3 separate regions of the Homo sapiens genome follow, and all the other regions are linked to region 2. The links are chromatin contacts, found by Hi-C in ENCODE. All regions are on one chromosome and are shown on one strand. The core of a region is the stretch at or near the end of the contact, and the rest is flanking DNA. Distances in the headings are between cores, read along the strand shown. Region 1 holds the start of ATP6V1G3 (ATPase H+ transporting V1 subunit G3). Region 2 holds the start of LINC02789 (long intergenic non-protein coding RNA 2789). Region 3 has its middle 16 kb from the start of PTPRC.

The links. A loop is a pair of places that touch in the nucleus more often than their neighbours do. Pooled maps may share reads with other maps.
Region 1: a map with no recorded cell type shows a loop between it and region 2 (2.2-fold over the local background). The contact joins the promoter of ATP6V1G3 here to the promoter of LINC02789 in region 2. A Hi-C loop is called at or near these places in 1 of 37 single-sample maps with no recorded cell type.
Region 3: a loop to region 2 is called in a map with no recorded cell type, with 2.7 times the contacts of the local background. The contact joins the enhancer-like site here to the promoter of LINC02789 in region 2. A Hi-C loop is called at or near these places in 3 of 37 single-sample maps with no recorded cell type and 3 of 50 pooled maps.

Annotation. Positions count from the first base shown.
Region 1 is chr1:198,538,555-198,543,298 of GRCh38, forward strand. ATP6V1G3 (ATPase H+ transporting V1 subunit G3) reads right to left here and starts at 2,126. Exons shown (of 3, transcript NM_001376861.1): 1 at 2,015-2,126. The coding sequence starts at 2,096.
Region 2 is chr1:199,146,107-199,150,788 of GRCh38, forward strand. LINC02789 (long intergenic non-protein coding RNA 2789) reads left to right here and starts at 2,492. Exons shown (of 4, transcript NR_147896.1): 1 at 2,492-2,631. The region is part of intron 1 of LOC107985243 (a long non-coding RNA gene); the gene reads right to left.
Region 3 is chr1:198,620,306-198,625,145 of GRCh38, forward strand. No RefSeq gene overlaps it. Among named protein-coding and RNA genes, the nearest start is that of PTPRC, 16 kb to the right of the region's middle. Within about 2 kb of position 1,351, at least 10 of the 41 ENCODE cell types and tissues checked have a DNase peak (open chromatin) inside an H3K27ac peak, as active enhancers do.

The DNA of each region.
Region 1 (4,744 bases), core at 876-3,375, 610 kb before region 2:
TCACATCTTTAAATTATCTGGTCTTCTGTTCTGAAAGTTTTAAATATTGTTAAAGAAGTTTTTAAAAAGGCCTGGCACAGTAGCTCACTCCTGTAATTGCAGTAATTTGGGAGGCAGAGGCAGGTGGATCTCTTGAGCTCAGGAGTTTGAGACCAGCTGAACAACATGGCGAAACCCCGTCTCTACAAAAATACAAAAATTGGCCGGGTGTGGTGGCGTGTGTCTGTGGTCCCAGCTACTCTAGAGGCTGAGGTATGGCTTGAGCCTGAGAGATGGAGGTGGCAAGGAGCCCAGATCATCTGCATTTCAGCCTGGGAACAGAAGCAGACCCTGTCTCAAAAAAAAAAAAAAAGAAGAAGAAGAAAAGAAAACCCTGAAATTTTTAAAAAGGGAAAATTCTCTATGCCGCTTCAACCACAGGTCCTGAACTGCTTTGTTTTCTATAAAACTACTCTACATTCATATCATCTTGCAACTATTTCCACACTTCGTTGTAGAAAAAGAAATTGAGAAATAGGTAAAGTTTGCCTTCACTATCTTTCTTCTTCCTTTCCTCTTCTATCATCTCCACCTGGAGTCATTCCTTTTATGTTGTTGATGCCCACATTGCTGAGTGTTCAGGAAATCTATTTATCTTAAGAAAAGGAAATGATTTTACCTGTGGTTGAAAACTTTAGTGTACCTGCCTTATTTCTGACTGACTTTCTTATGTTGTAATATATTCCTTCATTTCATTCATTACGTTTAAATAATTCAGTACCTACTCCAATCCCATCACTACATTCATCCAAAGAGTTACATAAGTAACATTTTGAAAATATGGCCCCTGTTTTGCCAGACTGAATCTAATTGCAGAGGCAGGACACACAAGGAGAGTGAATGACACTACAAATTATTGTAGATTGAATAATGAGGTGATATGAAATGGGATAGTGAAAAAAATGTCTTGGCCTTGGGAATCTGAATTCCAGTTGTAGATCTGAGACATATTAATTTTTTTATTATGCAAATTGTGTAAATTTTGTAAAGCACAGTGGTTAAGATCTGGGCTTGGAAATTATAGCTCATCTAAATCTTGTCTCTACCATTTACCCTCTGTGTGACCTTAGACAAGTTGTATAATTTCTCTAAGCATCACTTTTGCTTTTTCAGTAAAGGTTGTGAGGAATAAAGATAAGCAATGAGCATGGTGCCTGGCACAATATTTTCTATTTTTAAAATATAACCTTGAACAAATCAGTGACTCCATTTCTGCATACATTGGGAATAATGTTAATATCCTATTCATTTGGCTGTTGTATCAAAGAGAATAGAAAAGGTGTTGAAGTTCATTGAGGACATTCTATATGTAAGTACATGAATGCATGACCAAATGAAAAGAGAGCTGAGTACAGTGGCAAGTGCCTGTAGTCCCAGCTACTTGGCAGGCTGAGGCAGCAGGATCTCTTGAGTCCAGGAGTTGGAGTTCAGCCAGGGCAACATAGTGAGACCCTCATCTCTTAAAAAATAAATTAATAAAAATAAAAAGAGAGGTAGAAAATGAGAATAAAATGAAAATATTTTAAAATATTAGATGTTAAAAAGCTACCAAGAGAGGGATGAGAATGAGCCATTATTATTCTGATTTTATGGAAATGAAAACTGATGCTTATAAAAAATAAGTAATTTGCTCAGGTTTACTCACTAATAAGTAGATTCAATCCAGAGGTTTTCTACCCCCTAACAATGTTGAGAAAACAGGCATGGCATAGCCAAGGCTTAAGCCCACATCTCTATAATCTTAATGTCCATGAACACATGACCTCTCAAAAGGATCTGAATGAGGAAACTTCATCCCTGCTCTAGAAATAAGGAACATATGGCTGGGTAATTTTAATGAATGGGTGAAGGTCTCACAGGGAGTACAGTAAACCAAAGTTTGAAACAAGGTCTGCCTAATCCAAAAGTCTATGCTTATCCCTGCATTCCACTGCTTTGTTTATTTCGTGACAGACCCCTCACAGGTGAGACTTACTCTTCTTGGCTTCCTCTAGCTTGTCCTTGGCCCGTTTTTCTGCCTGAAGAAGCTGGTGGATCCCCTGAGACTGGCTTGTCATGGTAGTCTGCTCCAAGCAAGTGGCTTCTGTGAAATCTGGGAAGTAATGGGTTCATTTATTCTTTTAGAAATTAACATATAACTCAGATTATTGTGTCAACAGCAAGTTCCAAATGCAGCTGTTTCAAACTGGCTTTATTGGGCTGGATAGCTGGGTCCCAAGGAAAGCCCAAGGTGGAATCTAGAAAAACAAGTTAAACCAATGTGCATAAATTGAGAACTTACCATTTCTGCCAATCTTAGCTCTTCTGTATGAGATAAGGAGGTATAAATGAGGTGTTGCATCTACTTATAAATAATGAATAAGAGACCTTTTAAGAATGTTGGTTTCCCTAATCTTCCAAGAAACATTGACATGTTTACTGAGTTTTTCTTTTAAGTAACAAGATCTTTGCTCTTTGTACCTGCAGTACTTTGTTTCAGGTCTTTTTCTTTATTTGTTTCTAGTGATTCAGTTATCTGCTTGGAGAAAACGTGTTAATCTTTTGTTAGGAAAGAGATTCCCTAGCTTTGTGCATAGATGGTGGACTAAGGATTTTTTTCCCCCAAGGTCTCAGGTGACTGGAATAAAAAGATTTCTTTTGGGCATTGTGCTGCTCTTAAGTAATGCTGTAGGTTGAAGTTCCAGGAAGATCTTACTATGGTGACTAAACAATTAGTAATTTTAGTAGTAGTAATCATGATAGAAATAGACTATAACTGTAGGTTTTGGGATTAAGTTAAAATAATTTAAACATGCATTTTATATTATTCAGTGTTTGTGGTGAGTATTGTCCTAAGATAATACAATAAAATCCATCATACTTGATTTGATTCGATCCAGTAGCAATTGGACAAATCAGAATATTGGTCACAGAGAAGAACCACAAAGTATCATTTATATGTATCTAAAATTTTTATTTGAAGTGAAAAGCTAATCTGTTGACTTAGAATAAGGCTTTCCCCCCGATACGATTTGCAGATTGGGGTTTCACGTATTATTGCTTTCATAAACTATACCTCTATTGCCTCATATGTAAGTGCCAGGTTCATTTTCTTTAATAAGGTGTCTGGATTTAAAGACAATTGTAAAACAATCTGGGCACTAAATCTTTTAAGGCTTTAATGATTATTTTCTCCTAATCTTTTCAAGTTGTCTCATCCATATCTGCATGCCTACATTATGTGTGCATTTTCAGCAAATATTTTCAAAAGGAAAAACTTTTCCACAGGATCACTTTTACTTTTTTTTTTTTTTTTGAAGTCACATTTAATCAGCTTATAAAGTACTTAATTTGTATTGCGTAATTAAATACCTGGTGTAACTGGGATAAACCGATTTTCGAACAAGCACAACTCTTGTATGATCCCTCCAGACAAAAAGATACAAGGTGGCTTAACAGGAAGAAGTCCTAGAGAGGAAAAAGCCTTTGGGAATAACCCAAAATGGAGACTTAGAATGAATTTCATCCTCTCCTGACCCTCAAAAAATTACTCTCTCAGTGAAAAGGAGGGATAGAAAAATCTACCCAGAAGCAGAGAAAGATGACAAAGAAGAAGCTTCTCATCTCAATCTGGACTCTGGATGGAAAAAAAAAAAAAAGAAGTAATCACAGTCCCAAACTTATGTGGGTTTGAACTGCCACAGCCTCTGCAGAGATAAAACCATACTGAACACACTTTTACAATCTAAATTGCAAAACAAATGAGAAAGTAAAGTTGAGGAGAGGTAGATAGTGTAGCAGTAGATAGAGGTAAAAGCCTGGCTGGAGAATTTGAACTTTATTATATATCCAATGGATTATTATCATACAAATGGTTTACTTGCTATAAGAGTTATTCCTTTGTTTTAATCAAAGCTGATTCCTAATGTGACTTTTCACTTACAAACTCAAACATTGAAGGATAATAACACTTTAAAAAATTCTATTATAGCCAAGATTTTGAATTTATTCTTTAAATGTTTTGTATTACTGAGCATCAATGGGACAAGCTTTTCTCCTTCTATTCACTAATAAAATATCAGCTAGGTTCCAGAAACTGGGTATGATACTTTACAATTATGCATATTTCCATATTTAACTAATTTGATTCTTACATAGGTGTTATTATTACAAAGCACAGCAATTTTATCAGTAAAGAAACTAAAGCCCCTATAAAATAAGCAAGACGAGTGGTCAGGGAACTGTGGCTCAGAAAACCTGAGTGACAGGCCCAAGGTCAGGTGGCTTCTGAGTAGAAGAATTGTTCTCATGGTCAGTGTTCTTGCTGCTGAACAATGCTCTCTTTCTTTCCAGGAAAATTTTCTTCCAGGTTTCTCTTCTTTTCCTAATAAAAAATATGGAAGAAAACAAAGAATACCAATTGACATTTCACTCTGTGTAAAATTATTAAATATATGAATCAATTTAAATGCTGTGTGCTTGAATAATTAATAGGAAAAATATCAAAACAAAGTGAAATTTGACTTAATCTAAGTCTCCTTGATTGGAATTAACATTTTAAACACCTAGCGTTTTTCCTATACCATTTATTTGGTACTACTTGTTCTGGCCTTACTATTTATTATATTCTACTTTATTTTGTATATTTATATACCTAGAAGTAAAAAAAAAATAAGATTTCCTTCTAATTTGAGCACTTATACGTCACTTTTTATTTCTAAGTTAA
Region 2 (4,682 bases), core at 1,242-3,741:
AACCAATGGGTCTTGCCACTGTTTGCACATTTTTGTTCATCATAGAATTTCTCTGACTCATTATTTTCTTAACACTGTGTAATTTTGGTTAGCAATTACAGCCAACAGTACTATAAGATACAGCTTATCAGCAAAATAAAAAACAATCAAACAAACAAAATCTTAGAGCCCATGTAGCAATTAACATTTGGCTGGAAAATAAGTGCTAGATTTTGATCATAGAGAGAACAATTTACTTGGTTGTATTTTTTTAGTTGGCTTATGGGGAGAGTGTTTTATTAGAGTCCATTATATTACTAAAACTTATTTTAATGGATTTGAATATGATTTTAAATAAATAACTTTTGTTTATACGTATATGTTTTCAAAAGACTGGAAGAGTTTTAAGGGTAACCTGCTTGTAATAGTTTAAGTTGTAGCACCACTTCACAATTCAGAATTAGAAGTGAAAAATTACATTTATGTTACCGTCAGTTTAACCCTAAAATAATTAAAATGGAGAAAAAAGAAAGAGCATATATAATAAATCAGAAAACATTTCCAACCTTAAAGCCATGATCTAGGAAGATGAAATGGACAGAATGGAACAAGATGATCCATAAACTACTGCAGAGAGGAACATTAACGAAAAGCAAGCATTGTATCTCTGGAAGTCTCAAGAACAATTAGACCATTAGTACCTTTCCCAGCTCACCTCCCAGAATATTAGCACCCAGACTGGTAGTCCAAAAAGATAAGACCGAACAAATCTTTGGAGCACAGGAATAGTCCCCAAAAATGGAGCCAGAGATCTTGACATTTAGGAGCCACCCTCACAAAACCAGCCTACCACTCAACAAACACAGCTGAGGAACACAGATTTTCTAGCTTTTAAAATAACTTCATTATAAGGTGAATCTGCAAATCACTAGGCTTTTGAAGCATGCCGCCAACATAAATAAGCAAATACAAAAAGAAAAAAGAATAAAAGCAAAAGAAGATGAAGGAGATTTAAGAGAACATGTAAAAATTCAAGAAAAGTGTGAAAGAACTGTAATTAATAAAGTAACATATAATAGGCAGAAACACGGTGGTTGAAGCAATTGGCCCTGGCAGTGAAGAATATTTTATAGTTGACTTTGTTTAGAATTTACTGATGCATGGTGATGATAAAAATGAAAACTGATATTTGGTCAACTCTAGTATTATTCTAAAACGTTCTTTATTCTAAAACGTTCTACAATAAACCCCTTATTATCTGTACCCAAAAGAGATTGCTCCTACCAACCATCCCTTAATGTGCTGCTAAGTTAATATCCTCAAAGCAATGAGAGAAGCATTTGTACTCAGTCCAGATTGGAGTAGGTGCATTAAGCACTTCTGAATGACAGTTTTCGAACAAAATCTGGTCCACTAACTGTTATTAAAGATATGGAACAACTTAGTAACACTTCAAGAGAAAACAATGAAATTGAAAAAATTAGATAATTATTAAATACAACAAACTAAAAAGTACACAAAAGGGAATTGTGGTATATTATTGGTGTTAGAAGAGAATGGTACTAGTATTCTCTACTAGTAGAGAATACTAGTACTACTATTCTCTACTAGCCACTGGGTGCAGTGGCTTACAACTTAATCCCAACACTTTGGGAGGGGGAGGGGAATCACTTGAGCCCAGGAATTCTAGACCAACCTGGGCAACATAGCAAAACCATGTTTCTATTTTTAAAAAATAAAATAGAATAATATTACATAGTAAAAATAATGGCAATATAGAATACGGATAAGAACATAATGTAATCTTACAGTTATAGGAAGTGCATGCATGGTGTCAAAAATTAATATATCAAAAAGCAACAATCATATATTTCATAAACATGGAGGTATAGTTGAACAAATATCCCAAAGAAAGTGGTTGTACCTGGGGATTGGAATGATTGGGACTCAGAGAGTAGGGGTAACTACTTTTTATTATGGGCTTTTTGGGCATAAATTAAATGCATATATTACTTTGATTAAACTCAAAAAGTGAAGATTATATGGATTTAATTAGAACAAAGCTATAATAATGACATAAAACATTTCCTGTAACTCTATAGGCTGTCAGACAATGCAGAAGTTAAAAAAGTCACATTTGGCACGTTTATTTCACACTACATTATTCTATTTTATAAAATTTAAAAAATTCTGTAATTCTGAAAAACATTTGTTATCGGAATGAAAGATAACATAACTAGTCTTAGATGTAGAATTCTTTCATAAATTAGAAAAAGACCACCTTTATCTTTAATTAATAAATTTTAAAAGTTATGTTTAATTTAAACTTAAGATTTTTATATAGTATACTCTTTGATAATACATAATTTGGAAGCAGATTTTTTAATTTTAAAAAATAAATGTGTAAAATAAGTATGCATTTTTAAAAATCAAAGACTTAACTAGGATTTTATTGTAGAGATGGTATGATCTTTCTGGCTATATATACTTGGAATTGGGCTGGGTCCTAATTGATACATAGGAAACCAAATAACCTAGAGAAAACAATACCCATGAATGATTAGCAAATTTCTTACATATAAAGGAAATGATTTAACTTCAAGAGACTAGAATAAATGAAAACATATTCAAAATTGAAAACGTTAATGGAAGGTAAGTTTGGTTTGCATTTGTGCATTTTATTTTGCAGACTAGAACAGACATAAACTTCTAATTCTGTTAACATTGTAGCAGTTCATGGCAGTACAGGGGAAGACTTTTAGAAAAGAAAAAGATACTGGAGGAAAGGATTGATCTTTTCTGACAGCATGTAACACTTTTTACAGGGTAAACAATAATGCTTAGATTCTTTTCCTTTAGCAGCAAAAAGGCTCTGCTCTCAGTATTTAACAGCAGAATGAACAAAACTTGCTTTATAAAACAAACAAATCCATAGTCTATTTCTGTTTGTTGGTTTTACTATGGTGAATTCCACACAAAAGGGGATTCCTTCCTACTGCTTTAACATAACACATTTCCGTGATTATGAAGTGTAAAAGTGCTAGCCATTTTAGGTCCAAATATTGAGGCTCATTATTGTGGTGAGTTTGAATGTTGACTTATATGAGATTTTCTTCTTCCCTATGCAAATGAAGTGGCAAAATGTTGCTTTTAGGTCGAGATCAGGTAAACTGAGTCTAGATGCATCTAATTCATCTAACTAAATCTAATTAAACTTAATTAAATCTAAGAACCCACTAGATGATGGTAAATCAGTTTTGTAATATCTAGCAATTGCTTTAAAAATTTTTTTTTCTCTCTAAAAACACAGTATTTGCTGGCTCCTCTATTGCTGGATATGTCAGCTATTTACAGAAGACTTTCAGATGAGATCTTGCAGAAAGGATCCCAAAAGGCATTCATTAGGAGAGAGTTAATTATTTGGTTTTACTGTGAAATGGAGAGTTAATTTCTGTCTATCATGGCACCACAATAGTTTTAAGGTCATGAATCATTTTGCGATCATCCCTCACATATTTTCCTCTCAGATGTATACGCTTCCTATTTCATATCCATTGCTCAGATTAGCTCTTCCTTTTGAATTTATTACAATAGACACATTGGGGTTGACTAGTACTTGCTCTATCCTTTCTTGTTAAGAACCCTGTCATCCTGGTCCAACAGCTTTGTATATGATTCAAATATTGCTTTTCACAGAAGCAACTTTTAACATGCAATGCGAACATCCTCATTATGGGAGAGATGAGAACAAATAACAGCATGATATGGCTGTCTTCTGAACTGTGCACTTATTGACCTATTTACCAATTATAGCTTTCTCATTTTAACATTGTGCATTATGGATATTCATCAAGGACAGTAGATAACTCCTATGAAAGTAGAGTCCATATTAGTATGAAATGGAGGTTATATTATTTCCTATAAAATTTACTAAAAGGCAAGCATTAAGAATACAGATACAAGCATATAAGATTGAAAGTCTGAGTTAATTCATAACTATTTCAATGATGCTGTGGTGGACTTGATAGGCTAGTTAGCATTTCAGCATGCATTCAATGCACATTAATAGGGCTATTAATATTATATCCTTATGTTGCTGTTATAAAATGAGAGTCCTTTTTAAAAAAAATTTTCGCACGGTTAACTGACTAGGACTCCAAAAATATCATAAATATTTTGGAGCAATGTTATAAGAGTTATTTGCCCCTAGCACGTTCTAGTTTAGCAACATGAGTGTTAAGGAAACCATGTCAATCCAGTGTCACATCTTTGCCATTTCAAATAAGACAAGTGCAAATAGTTGTGTGTGTGTGTGTGTGTATGTGTGTGTGTATGTGACAAGTTGGATTAAATGTACTTTGTATAATTAAGTTCAGTGAAGTCAGCAGATAATATCAAAAAGGATTAGAAACAAGCCCCTTATCCTCAAAATGTAAAATTTTATTCATAGGAGCCAATTTTAATTTAATTATCTTTTTTTGAAAAGTGCCGAAAATACCTTAAACTAGGGCAGGATTTTTTTTATTACTTTAAAGATATCTTGATTGATACTTTCATCCTTATTTTTTATTCTTTTTGGAGGTATAAATTAAATGGAAATAATATGGAATATATATTAGATCTGACCAATGTGTCTCAATGATAGAAAAATATGGACAATTCACTATTTTATGATGAATATAAAAAAATTCCAGAAATAAAAG
Region 3 (4,840 bases), core at 101-2,600, 530 kb before region 2:
TTCTACCATTCACTATATCACTACTAGTGAATTTTTCTGATGCTTTCTTGAGAGTATGGTCTTTATAGTATGTCAACAATTGTAAACTTGCAGCTAAAATAGCTGATCATATCCGTCTACAGGGAGGCACTACACATTTGCGTGAATACTTCCTCTTCTATTTGAAAAGTGTAGATTTACTTACATTCTTTTAAATATATCAGCACAGACTATCAGGCCGAGGATCACTGTCTTCCAACACAGTAAACATGGACCTGGTTCTTGTGCTCCAGAGAAACAAATGAAAGAGCAGGCCTCAAGGAATTTTGTTCATTGGGATCAGTGGGATCACAAGTATAGATCTAAAGAATGGAGTTCCTTCAGAGCTCACTTCAGGTGGCCAAGATGAAAATATGTACTTTCCTTCATAATATACTTAAGAAGATAAGGTCAGTTTTGTCATTGATCTGGTCCTATTCACCTTGTTTTTCTCTCTTAAATTATTTCTTTACCATTGTGGAGATAATCAACCGCATGGTGTCATCACTCATTTATCTCTAAGCATAACAGACATTTTCAACCCATTTCAGGTGTCCTCAAATTATTCATTTTTTATTTAAATGAAGAATTGTCCAGAGTTAGCATGTAAATATTAGCTAAGGGCAGGATGTGTGTGTGTCATGGAGGGGAGGACCTCTCCTGTTTAGGAGGAACTGCTGGCCCTAATATGCATGTCACATACATATGAACCTTGATCGGCTGTCATGCGGAAGGAATTACACTTCCGCTGGCCTCCCCTACCACAACCACAGGTGGAATCTAAGCTAGGCACTGAACTTGGCTCACACAGCTGTGAGCTTGCGCTGAGTCTCATCCTTTGCTGTGGAACTCCCTCTGCTGCTTCCTGCCCCAGCAAACTCCCCTCTACCCAGCCACTGGAAAGGAGTCCCACAGGAGGGGAGGGACAGTAGAGTAGAGCCCAGCTTCTCTGTCCAACACATAAAAGCTCTGAAAGGCAGTTATAAAAGGCTGAACTGGGAGCAGGTATTGTTAAAAAGGGAACCACTGACTTCCTGTGAGCACATGTTCCTGTCTCACTCTTGCTCTGCAGCACAGTAGAGGCTGTTTAGTTCATCACAAAGGAAGTGCATCAGCACTCCTGAAGATGCTACTCTAAGGGCACCTTTGAGTTGTGGGCCAGGAAGGCATTCCATAGTAAGACGAAGGAAAGGCCAAGTTCCTATTGTTAGCGTCACTATGCTTCTGGTTTTATAGTTTCCTAAGTTATTGCCACAGGTCATGGATCTGTGGCGCTCAAATGTTCGCTCACAAGGTTCACAGCACATTCTTTGCAGTTGCACCACCCAGCTAGGAGGGGCGAAACCAATGGAGCATTTTAGGCAGAGCTCATTTCCGCCCACATCAAAAGTAAGAGAGAAGTTTGTGGAGAGCTACATTTGAGCCCTCCATTAGCTGTTTTACATCTTGTAGGCCAAGGTGACACTTTCTACACTATGTGCTGGTGAGATACCACATGGACAAAATGTTGTAGAGGACCCAGCCTGAAAAATGCTCAGGCTTTAAGTCTGAGCAATCTCCACCACATCTCTACTCCACATCCCACCCCTCCTGGAATTTTAAGTCAGGAGACACATTGTGAGTGCATGGACAAAATAAAGAAAAGAAAGAGAGAGAGAAGAGGGAGGGAGGGGGAGAGAGAGAAAAAGTATATCAATTAAAAGTTTGCTGAAAGAGTCATGACATAAAGAAGATGAAAGAAAAAAACAAATTAGATTGTTACCAAGCTGTACATTCTTTGTTGAGGGAGAATAGAGATGAATTGGTAGCAGAGAGGAAGAAAAAGGAAGCATTTTAAGATGCAAAACAGGAGAAATCAGACTTAAGCAAGAATGGAGAAATAACTACATTTATCCACATCAGCTGTATCTTACCAGTTTGACTACTCTAAATGCTTGGGGATAATCTGGGAGTTTTTCACTGCTCCCCTCCTGCTGACAGTCCCAAACATATTGATGAGGCATTTTTAATAGCTTTCACCTCTGGCTCCTACTACAGCTTCATGTCTTTTTCCTTGGTTCTTATCCTCATCGTGGTGTCATGATTATTGTCCTCTCAGTCAAGCCCATCCTGTGCTACTGACTGAATGATTTTTATTAAAAATAAATTTTCCCCTATGCCTCTCCTGCTTACAATGCCTTATGATCCTTGATTGCTCACAGATTGAAATCCAAATCTTTGAGGATCCCATTCAAGATCTTTCAGTGCCTGAGTATAGCTCGTCTCTCCAAATTCTTCTTCTGCATATTATGTGCCTGCTAAAGAAAGTACTTACAGTTGTTCAAATGAGATGTTTCTTTTGGAAACCTCCCTGCATTCCTACCTGCTAACCCCCTATTTGGAAGTTAATTGTTGTCTTCCCCCACTCAGCTCACAGGTGTCCCCTGTGCACCTTCTACTGCCCACTCAAGCATAGTTGATCACTTCCTCCTTTAGGTCTCAATGCCATGACAATTTAATCACACTCCATTTTCATTATTTTTTATAAGTCTGTTTCACTACTTGGTACTGAGCTTCTGCTTGTAGAATGTGCACTTTGTTCTTACTTATTTTTGTGTTCTTGGGTCCTATTGCCAGTGCCTTGAATATACTAGATATAAGTCTAAAAATATTTGTTAAAGAATAAGTAAATGAATATTTCAGTGGAAGAAACTCTTTTCCCATGTGGGGACTTTGCACTTTCTGTCACAAAATTTGACTTAATCTAACTTAGGCAAAGATGTAATTTATTGGCTAAGAGAAAACGTTTAGGGATATAACTAGATTAGACATACTAGATTGAGTATGCAAACAATATCATATTTCTCTACATCCCTTAGTTCCCATTCCCATGGTTGAATTTAAGCTGCTTTGGCTTTAGACTTAGACTTTCTATGGTAGCAAGGGAAGACTCAAACCCCAGCCTTTCCAATTTTCAGTCCAGCAAACACACATGTACACACACACACACACACACACACACACACACACACACACCCAACAACAAAAAACAGAAGTGAGAATCTCTTTCTGCAAAATGCCACTTAAAATTGCCCAGACTACAATGACTACAATTGGGGTATATGTCCATTGTAGAACCAATTTTTCTGGTCAGGTAAATGCTGTATCCTTATGGGCTTAGACCTGTGCCCCACCTCTATAAACAACTTTTCTGGAATTACAGGGAATGAGAGTGGCAGAGGAGGATGTATTCAAAGGGTTACCAGAAGAGAGAGGAATTGCAGTTGAAATGGCACAAATGAATAGGTCAGTTATAGAGTAGATTACTCTTTATTCCTTTAAATCTAGATTTGAGACATTGAGAGCTTCATTTATTACCTAATTTCTAATGGCAAACTCAGAAAATTCATCTCCTATTTGGTTTTACTATGACTTACACCTTTCAATATGATTTGTAACAAAACTTTGCTGATTTTGATAATGGCATGTATCAATGACACCAAGAAAATCAATTACTAACCAAAATTATTTTATATATTACATGTATATTTATAAAGGCTGAGAGGTAATACTAGTGATGTGGTCACAGAGTTAAAACTAAATGTAGCTTTTCATTGTTGTGTTTGCTTTAAGAGTTGTTTCAGTTATCTACTGTTGCTCAATAAACGACTCCCAAAATTAGGGCTTAAAATAATTTATTATTATTATATCTGATGATTCTTGGGGCTAAGAATTTAGATAGTACCCAGTGCAGATGACTCATCTTGTTCTGATGCTCGGGACCTCAGCTGAGATGACATAAATGTCCATAGGCTGGAACAATTGAGGGCTGGCTGAGTATCTCTTTTCTCTCGTTTTCTCTCTCATTTTCTGCCAAAACCCATCTGCAGCCTGTGGTTGTGCAGACCACAAACAAAAAGGTTTTCAAATTTTTTAATGTTTAAACAAATCTAAAGAAGAAGACTGCTTCTTCATGAGGTGTGAAACATATGAAATTCAAATTTGTGTCTATAAAGATTTATTGGAAGATAGCCACATATGTTTGTTTAAATACCCTATCATCTCTGTAATTGCAGGGTTGAAAAGTTGCAACAAAAACCATATATGATGCAAAACCTAAAATACTTACCATTTGGCCCTTTACAGAAAAATTTGCTGATCTCTACTTTACATGACTTCTCCTTGTGGCTATCTTGGGCTCCCTCACAGCGTGGAAGCCACAGTGTAGTTGGATTTCTTAGTTGAAGGTTCAAGGCTTCAAGAATGAGTATGCAAGAGACAGGACATATAAGCTGCCACTTTTGTTTATAATTGAAACATAATAATTGTACCTGTTTATAAGGTATAGTGTGATTGTATAACAATCAAACCAAGGTGGTTAGCATGTCCACCACCTCAAGCATATCCTTTCCTTATGGAAAGCTGCCATTTTCTCAAGTCTCTTTCTATCGTTCAAGTCTTGTCAAAGAATGTGTGGCCATCCTTAACCTCACACACTTTACCCACAGCAGGAAATTCTGGAGGGCAGAGGGTTTTGTTGAATTGTTTTCCTCCAAGTCAGTGGACCTTTTAACAATTAGGGTTCAATTATCAATATGATAAAATTTATGTCTTTATTTCAAACTTGGGGGAAAAATGCTAGTTTTATCTAATTTACACCTTTAGTTTAAAAATGAGGATCAAATGAGAACTGAAGATTTTAGAATGCTAATAGCTCTTAGTGTCCTAGATTTATTATTCAACTAGATGTTTCCAAACTAGGATAAACTGATGGTTCATCTAGTGAAGAAGTTATTTGTTATTAAATAGCCATCCCCTTGATTTTCTAGTTTATGCCAAATTA